Regions from separate parts of the Mus musculus genome. Here region 1 is linked to region 2. Evidence: chromatin contacts called from ENCODE Hi-C or POLR2A ChIA-PET data. All regions are on one chromosome and are shown on one strand. The core of a region is the stretch at or near the end of the contact, and the rest is flanking DNA. Distances in the headings are between cores, read along the strand shown. Region 1 overlaps Hivep2 (human immunodeficiency virus type I enhancer binding protein 2). Region 2 holds the start of Aig1 (androgen-induced 1).

The links. A loop is a pair of places that touch in the nucleus more often than their neighbours do. ChIA-PET counts read pairs that join two places held with the same protein, here RNA polymerase II (POLR2A).
Region 1: a map of T-helper 1 cell shows a loop between it and region 2 (2.3-fold over the local background). The contact joins the enhancer-like site here to the promoter of Aig1 in region 2. A Hi-C loop is called at or near these places in 2 of 37 maps with a recorded cell type or tissue (T-helper 1 cell and mouse trophoblast stem cell). POLR2A ChIA-PET finds 5 or more read pairs at or near these places in 1 of 5 experiments (Patski).

The regions. Positions count from the first base shown.
Region 1 is chr10:14,055,570-14,059,400 of GRCm38, reverse strand. The region is part of intron 1 of Hivep2 (human immunodeficiency virus type I enhancer binding protein 2); the gene reads right to left. Among named protein-coding and RNA genes, the nearest start is that of Gm51759, 70 kb to the left of the region's middle. Within about 2 kb of position 2,360, at least 3 of the 3 ENCODE cell types and tissues checked have a DNase peak (open chromatin) inside an H3K27ac peak, as active enhancers do.
Region 2 is chr10:13,867,215-13,870,739 of GRCm38, reverse strand. It overlaps Aig1 (androgen-induced 1), which reads left to right and starts at 1,783. Exons shown (of 6, transcript NM_001347362.1): 1 at 1,783-2,122. The coding sequence starts at 1,982.

The sequences.
Region 1 (3,831 bases), core at 1,111-3,610, 190 kb before region 2:
TAACCAGGGAAGGCAAACCTCAGCTCTGCCTAATAGTTTCAGGTCTGAGAGTTACAAGCCTATGCTGAGGACTGGATAGCTTGCCTAAGGCCTGTGCAAGTAACCTCTACTGGCAACAGTAACAGTGTTAGGAATGTAGCTGTAAGCCTGGGAGCAAAACCTATCCATTCCTTTTCTAAACAGGGATACCAGTGTATACACAATGTCTCTGGTCAACATTTGTCTTTAATGGCAACAAATTTAACAGCATTAGGCAACAACTTTTTAACTGTGGCATAATTAATAATTTTCTGTTAGTGTCTGAATATTACTTTGGTTGCAAAAATAAATGTCTCTTCTCCTGTAAAGTACTTTGGGATGGCACATACCCACACAACACCCTCAACGACAGCACCCTTCTTCCTTTTCCTCCCACACTGGCTGACAATAGGAAGCAACATACCCAGATACAGAATGAAATCATAAATGAATTATACCTTGGGTTTCTTTGAACTGCCTCTGAGACATTTTCCTGCTAGCCCACATTAGGGTGTATATATTGCACAATGAATTCAGTGGTAGAGCAAGAGGGAGCTGAAAAGATCTATCAAAGTAAAACTTGCCCAGTGAGACTACTCTGAAGAAGGTACCTCGGGGCTGTGGGGGCCTAACTGCCACCAGTTAATGCAAGAGAAGCAATTGGGAAAGGACTACTAGGATCCGACACACCAGCATCCCTAGGTCAGGTTAGCTACCTCCCCATTCTACTTCCATTGGCCATAGAACAAGCAGACGCTATCGCCGCAATAAAACACTGAGAACTGGGCTTGGAATGCCACCGGGTACTGTGCTTCATACCAACATTCACTGGCTTACTGTGTCAGCTGACCCAGCGGGAGATGCACCTGTTCTAGCAAACTCCGCTGTGCTACCTGTCCCCACAAGAGAGATCAGAACTTAGGCAACACGTGATCCTGTCATTTCAAAACCCGGAGGTTTGAACATCACAAGATACCTATTATGACACTGGTACAAGGTAGGGCCCTGGAACTCAGCTTTCTCTAGTGGATTATCTCCCTCCACCAGTCCCACTAAGGCCCAGACATTCACGCACTCACTGATGGTAAGAAAGTGTTGTCAGGGTAAGGCTTCTAAATGAAATCTAACTTATGAACAGTTGTAGAACGTAAGATTACTGTACAAACAGGTGATCCCTGGTAAGACCACGGAGCCTGCCTTCTACAAACCTTTCCACTTTCTACTCAGAACCCTCAGAGCCCTTCCTGGTACCCTCCCTTAACTAAGTCATGTGAGCAAGTCAACTTCAACGATCTCATTTTGCTAAACCCACAACAGCAAAAGCAAAACCAAAGTAGTTTCACTGGAGGTGACCAGACAAACAAACAAAACCAAAAATCAAACCCCACCGTGAGCTCTTGTAAAAAGAATTTAAGAGGAAAAACAAAACCAAACATGACATCTTGAGGCTGTATAAACTTGAAAAAAGAAATCGCTGTCATGGAGGTGGGGCTTTGCTAGAACAGTCTCCCCTATGTGGGAAATATCATTACCAAATCTAGTGAGATACACAGCAAGTGACTCTTGCTATGTAAATCAGGACAAGACAGAATTCTGAGGCAGTTTCTGTTTGAATTGCACTGGCACTTCTCAATAGAGACCATCTGTAATAACTCTCCCTCACTGAACACCCATGAAGGATGCACAGCTTTGGGCTCGTCCTGGAACGTACAGAACCATTCCATACTCCTTGGTGGCTAGCTACCACTGTAATCTTCCGTGTTCAGGTATCCCCTACATTTAGAACTGCCCCAGGGGACCACCAGAAGTCAAGAGGTTCTATGTGCAATAGCATGGCTTCTAACAACGAGCTTGGAGCTGTGGTTGAAACAGGGTTCAGGTGAGTAAGACTTCCCTTGCCAGACTGATGTCTTTGGGAATCCTGCTGCCAGGCCTAGACTAAAACAAGGTCAACAGTGCATCCCCCAGAGGAAGCTGTTCAGCTGGCTGAGTTGGTTTCCCTGAACCAGGCCTAGAAAACCCTTCTGACTAACAATAGACCTGGCAAGGAGCTGTTTGTTGTCTTCCTCCACGCAGAGGGGTGGATCTTCCTCCCAAGTGACAGGCGGGGTACAAACCTGCCTCCAGCAGACACCAGAAGAAAGCACAGCTAAGCCTAGCAGTCAAGGACAGCCCCTTGTGGGTCAAAGGCAGAGTCTCGGCCTCAGGACTAGGGCTATGGAAATGTATACTGCAGACAGGACATCCCTCCTGGCACTCACTGTGAGTGAAGCCCAGGCCACAGCAACAACAACCTGGCCAGAGGACAGCCTGCACTGCACATCAAAGCCAGAGGCCCTGGGAGGCTGGCCTGCAGCCAAAGATGCTGGGAGCCTCTTGGGGAGTGCACTGCCTGGGACAATAGGGAAGGGACCTGGTAGAATCTATGAATTCCAAGCACTGGGGAGGTCTTCTCAGAGATCCTGCCCTCTCCTGTCAGAGCCGTGATTTAATCTCTTTGAAGAAATAAAAAAGGAAAAGAATATACATTCTCCAACTTCTCTGTTTGAAAGACAGACACCACAATGCAAGCTGAAAGCACTCTGGTCCCTATAGCCTGCAGCCAGTGTCCAAAACAATAGAGCTAAGTGAGATGTGGCGCCCTCCTCCTCCATCTGAACATGGGCTTTAAGTGAGGGGAATAATCTCAAACATTTAAATGCAAACATCACGGTAGCGCTGCTACAGCCTCCCAGATATTTCCCACCAATTCTGTTTAATTAAGAGTCACCTCGAATGTTAATTATAACCTGACAGCTGTATGATCTGGCAGGGCACAGCTCGCAGGTCCCCTTTTAGGTAACAAGGGTTTAAGGTGAGGCTTCGAACTCTGGCTCACAAGCATGACACAGGCTCCTGCTTGAGAAGGACCTACTCAACAGAAACAGAATTAGCTGGGGACTCAACTTCGGCTCACAGTTTTAAAGGTAAGCAAACAGGAGACTGAACCGGAAACAGACCCCTGTCCAGTACTAGGGTTCTGTGAACAGATCAATCTGGGCTGGAAAAGGGCTTTCAGTACAAACTTGAAGATCTGAGACCCAACCCCAGGCGCTCCACACATATAACGGCAGACACCCATTGCTGGGTGGCCTTCTGTCTTCTGGCTAGCTGGTTTTGTCTCATGGTTGATCTCTGGGTTCAGAGTGAGACCCTGACTCAAAAAATAGGGTGGAGAGTGGCTGAGAAAAACACCTACTGTTGACCTCTAACTCATACACACATAACATGCATGCACTACAAACCTATGAAAGAAAGAAAGAAAAAAAAAAACTTCCTTTCCATGGTCTTGGTATGTGAAGGATGAAGGCTGCCACCCTTCAAGATCCTTTCAGACAGAACAAACAGCAGAGACTCTTGCAACCTTAAAGTGGGTGGATCCCCTGTGAGAGGCTCATTAGAACAGAGAGGGCCTGTCAGGTCTCTTTCGAGAGGAAATGTATGCGAGTTGAGGTCACTCAGCGCTAATCGGGCCTGTACATCACGGCTGTGAGGCCAGCAGCATAAGCTCCATTAAACAAGCAGTTTATCATAGCTCCGCCTGTCATCCCTAATGGCATGCTGAGGGAGGAATAACTTCCAACTCCTTGCTAATCCGGTGTGGGGATGCCAAGGTACAGTGTTTTACTTGATTGCATAAAATGAAGAGCTATTTTCAGCCTCTGAATCACCGTCCTGGCCCCTGCATCAATCCTAAAGCTGTATTACGATCCTTTCAAAATCTCTTTTCTCTTCCACTTTCACTGATGTTGACATAAGCAAGCATTTAAAGAA
Region 2 (3,525 bases), core at 534-3,033:
GGGGCGCAATACCCTCAAAGACATAAATGCAAGCAAAACAGGAAATGAGAATTTAAAAAATATTTTATAAAGCAAAATGAAACCCATTGAACACGCTATGAAAATATGATCAAGAATCTCAAGAATCTGGGATTGACATTTTTAATGAAGCACAATTTCAGCCCAGGTTTATATAAAATGTTCCATTATTAAAAACACAAAATCATCTCACAAGAAGATAATCAATCAAGATAATGAAAGCAAGTCTGTTAAAATCGTCTCAAAACACCCCTCTGGGGATTGGCAGGGAGAGCAACAGAACTCTTGATGTCATAGTAATTATTCAAAAATTCTCCATAGTAAACTCTTAAATAGCTTCATAAAACAATACTTTATAATTATGGGAATGGGTAGAAATCTTGTGAACTACTTTCTCAAATGTAAAGTAGGAGGGTTGTATCAAACTTTGTAATATCACATCACTTTATAAAACTTCATTAGGCCCAAGTGAGAGGGCTTCAGTAAATTCATTTTTTCTTGTAATTATATGAACATTCATTAAGGACACACACACACACACACACACACACACACACACACACACACACGCAAATAGATCCTGTTTAAACATGAGTATGAACTCATAAATTCTGAGTGAAGAATGCTTTATGCTAGTAATATCATCTTGTGATTTCAGTTTCTTTCAGCATAATTATGTCAATTAAAAAGACCTAGTGGCTCTCTTCCCTAGTGGAGTGGAAAAAACTACGAGTCGGATTTGTTTGCTTCTCTTTACCTCTGAGACTATGCTTTCCCCTAGACCTTCCCACCACACCCTCTGACTCAGAGACTATTTGAATGGGACACCTGTTTTGAATGGATCCACAGGAAATACTCATGTGGTCTTCTCATAACCGGACCCTTTATCTGGTTGGTTGAAACATGATCATGATTTAAAAGAAAACAAAAACCCTACTCTGCCCACAGACTGTTGCAACTTCCCTGTGACAACATTTACTGGAAGGCTGAGGGAATCCAGTTTATATTTACTTTCCTCCCATTCAGCTCTGGTGCGGTAGTATAAGGGAGGTGGGTTGGGAAATGTCGAAGTGCAAAAGGAATTTTAACTCCGAAAGATTTGTATTAAATCACACATGCGTGGGTGAGGTTTACATCCTCCGGGTGGTTTGACTTTCAAATGGAATGCTGTCTCGTAGCAGTCATGGCAATCAGCACAGATTTCTATTTATAAAACTTGCCCTGGTCAGTAATTGCTAAAGTAGCTTGCCATCAAGCCTCATGACCTGAGTTCGATGGAGGGGACTCACACCTGAGCTGTCCTCTGGCCTCCACGTTTGTCCTGTGGTACATGCATATACCCACAAGACGTAATAAAAAGTTTAAAAAAGAATTTGTTCAAAGCTCGTGCATACTGATAAATTATTAAAGCCTTGTGAAATTTATAAGGGGCTTCACAGTCATAAATGCTCATTAACATTAAACCCTCAACTGAATCCTAAGTAATGGGTGTCACTGGAGGGGGACTGTGTGTGGCTTTACACGTTCTGACCCCATCTGGTGCCATGGCAGCCAGCACCAGCTGCCCGGGGATGCCGGGTCCGGACCGGTTCGGTCAGGTCCTTCCCGTCTGGAACCGTGGTTGCCCGAAAGGCGCTCCCACCTTGGAGGCCGGGGGGGGGGGGGGGGGGTGGACCTCGCGGACCGCCTAGGGGGCGCCCGGCCGGTACGACGAACGCCGCTGCAGAATGACGCAGATGACGCCAGAGATGACACCAGGCCGCCAGCTCGCGTAGGCTGCACTGCCGCCCCGCCCGCGCAGGTCTCCGGTGCGCTCGGCGCCGCCACTGTCCCCGGGGACGCGCCCCGCCTCCTGCGCTCCGCCCCTCGCCGCGCCGCGCCCCGGTTCCCACGGCGCCCGGCACCGCGGAGCAGCTCGCCTGCCCTCCCCACGAGCAGCCCGGCGGGGCCAGGCCGCGCGAACATGGCGCTTGTCCCCTGCCAGGTGCTGCGGGTAGCAATCCTGCTATCCTATTGCTCCATCCTGTGCAACTACAAGGCCATCGAAATGCCCTCGCATCAGACCTACGGAGGCAGCTGGAAGTTCCTGACCTTCATTGATCTGGTAAGGCCGTGGGCTGCACCCCCGTGTGCGTGCGTGCGTGTTTGTGCGTGTTTGTGCGTGTGTGCGTGTTTGTGCCTGTGTGTGTGTCACGGGAGCACCAACGCGTGCTGGCCACCAACAGCCACGCTGGGCTCCACTGAAGGCCTGGATGCCCTTCTCACCTTTACCTGGTAGGTAGAGGAGGAAAACATGGGAGTACAGCCAAACGGGCACAGGCCTGCTTCTAAGAAGTGACCAGGGAATAGGATTGTGCCACCAAAAGCATCTGTTGGCCCCGATCATGAGTGCCCTCAGATTAATTCTCCACCGAAGTGTTTTCCAGAACCACATGCAAAGGTAAACTTGCAGCACCCAAAGGAGACATGAGTATTGTCTGGTTCCATGGAGCATGGCTTAGAAACACACAAACACACCTCCTTCCGGAGGAGGGAAATCGCCCCATAGGAAAAAACCCTTGCACATGTTTTTCTGCCCACTGTCAACAATTTGTTTAAAACTCTTTCTAGAAACACTGAGAGAGCAGTTCACGGTGAGGCTCCACCTGGCAACTACTGAACTTCTAGTCGTTCACATTGAAAGCCTGCAGTTTGTGTAATCATCTGTTCTGTTGACACGTGATAATTTTAAAGAGGAGCAGACAACGATAATTATTTTTAAGTTTTTATACCTTGGGTACCGAAAGCACTCCTGTAGATAATCAGAGGGCACAATGCCTTGTAATGACTTGGGGTAGGTGTAGAGCTTTGAAAAGTCACCAAGACTAAGTCATAAATACATTCAAAGGTTATCAAACAAGGGTCGTGTATGGAAACACAAGCAATTAAAAGATCACGGAGAAAAACATACAATCAACTCCTGGAACGCAAAGACTCTGAGGTTATGCATAAGCTTGGTGCAATCACAAGGTTGGCACAAATTTTCTTGACCCTCCACTTTGACAAATTTGAACCTATTTGAATATCGTTCCGTCGGTGTAAGATGCCTAAAGAGATACAGGTAGATGTTTTCAAAAAACCTTCTATTTTCAATATATAAGATATACGCAACTTTTCCCACCTGCCTCTAGGCAAAGGGCTGCCTGGTGTTGCCTGCCTGAGTTGGGCTTTTCAACTTCTTATTGGAATTAACTTCCGTCTGAATATATGCATTCCCTACCAGCGTCTTTTTCCTCCTACTGTCTGCCCACCTGAAGAACACATGATAGGACTTTGCTCTCAGCTTCTTGTAGCTTTCATATAGATGGCTAACTCTGGGAGTACCTGCCTGGATGGGCTGATTGGCTAGTCAGTGGAGACTGGCTTTGCCAGATGTGTGGTACAGCAAGCAGATGTTCGCATATACAGAGTATACTCAATCTTCAGTAGCCCCAAGGCTCTGATAGTTATGCATAGAAAGCATTTAGG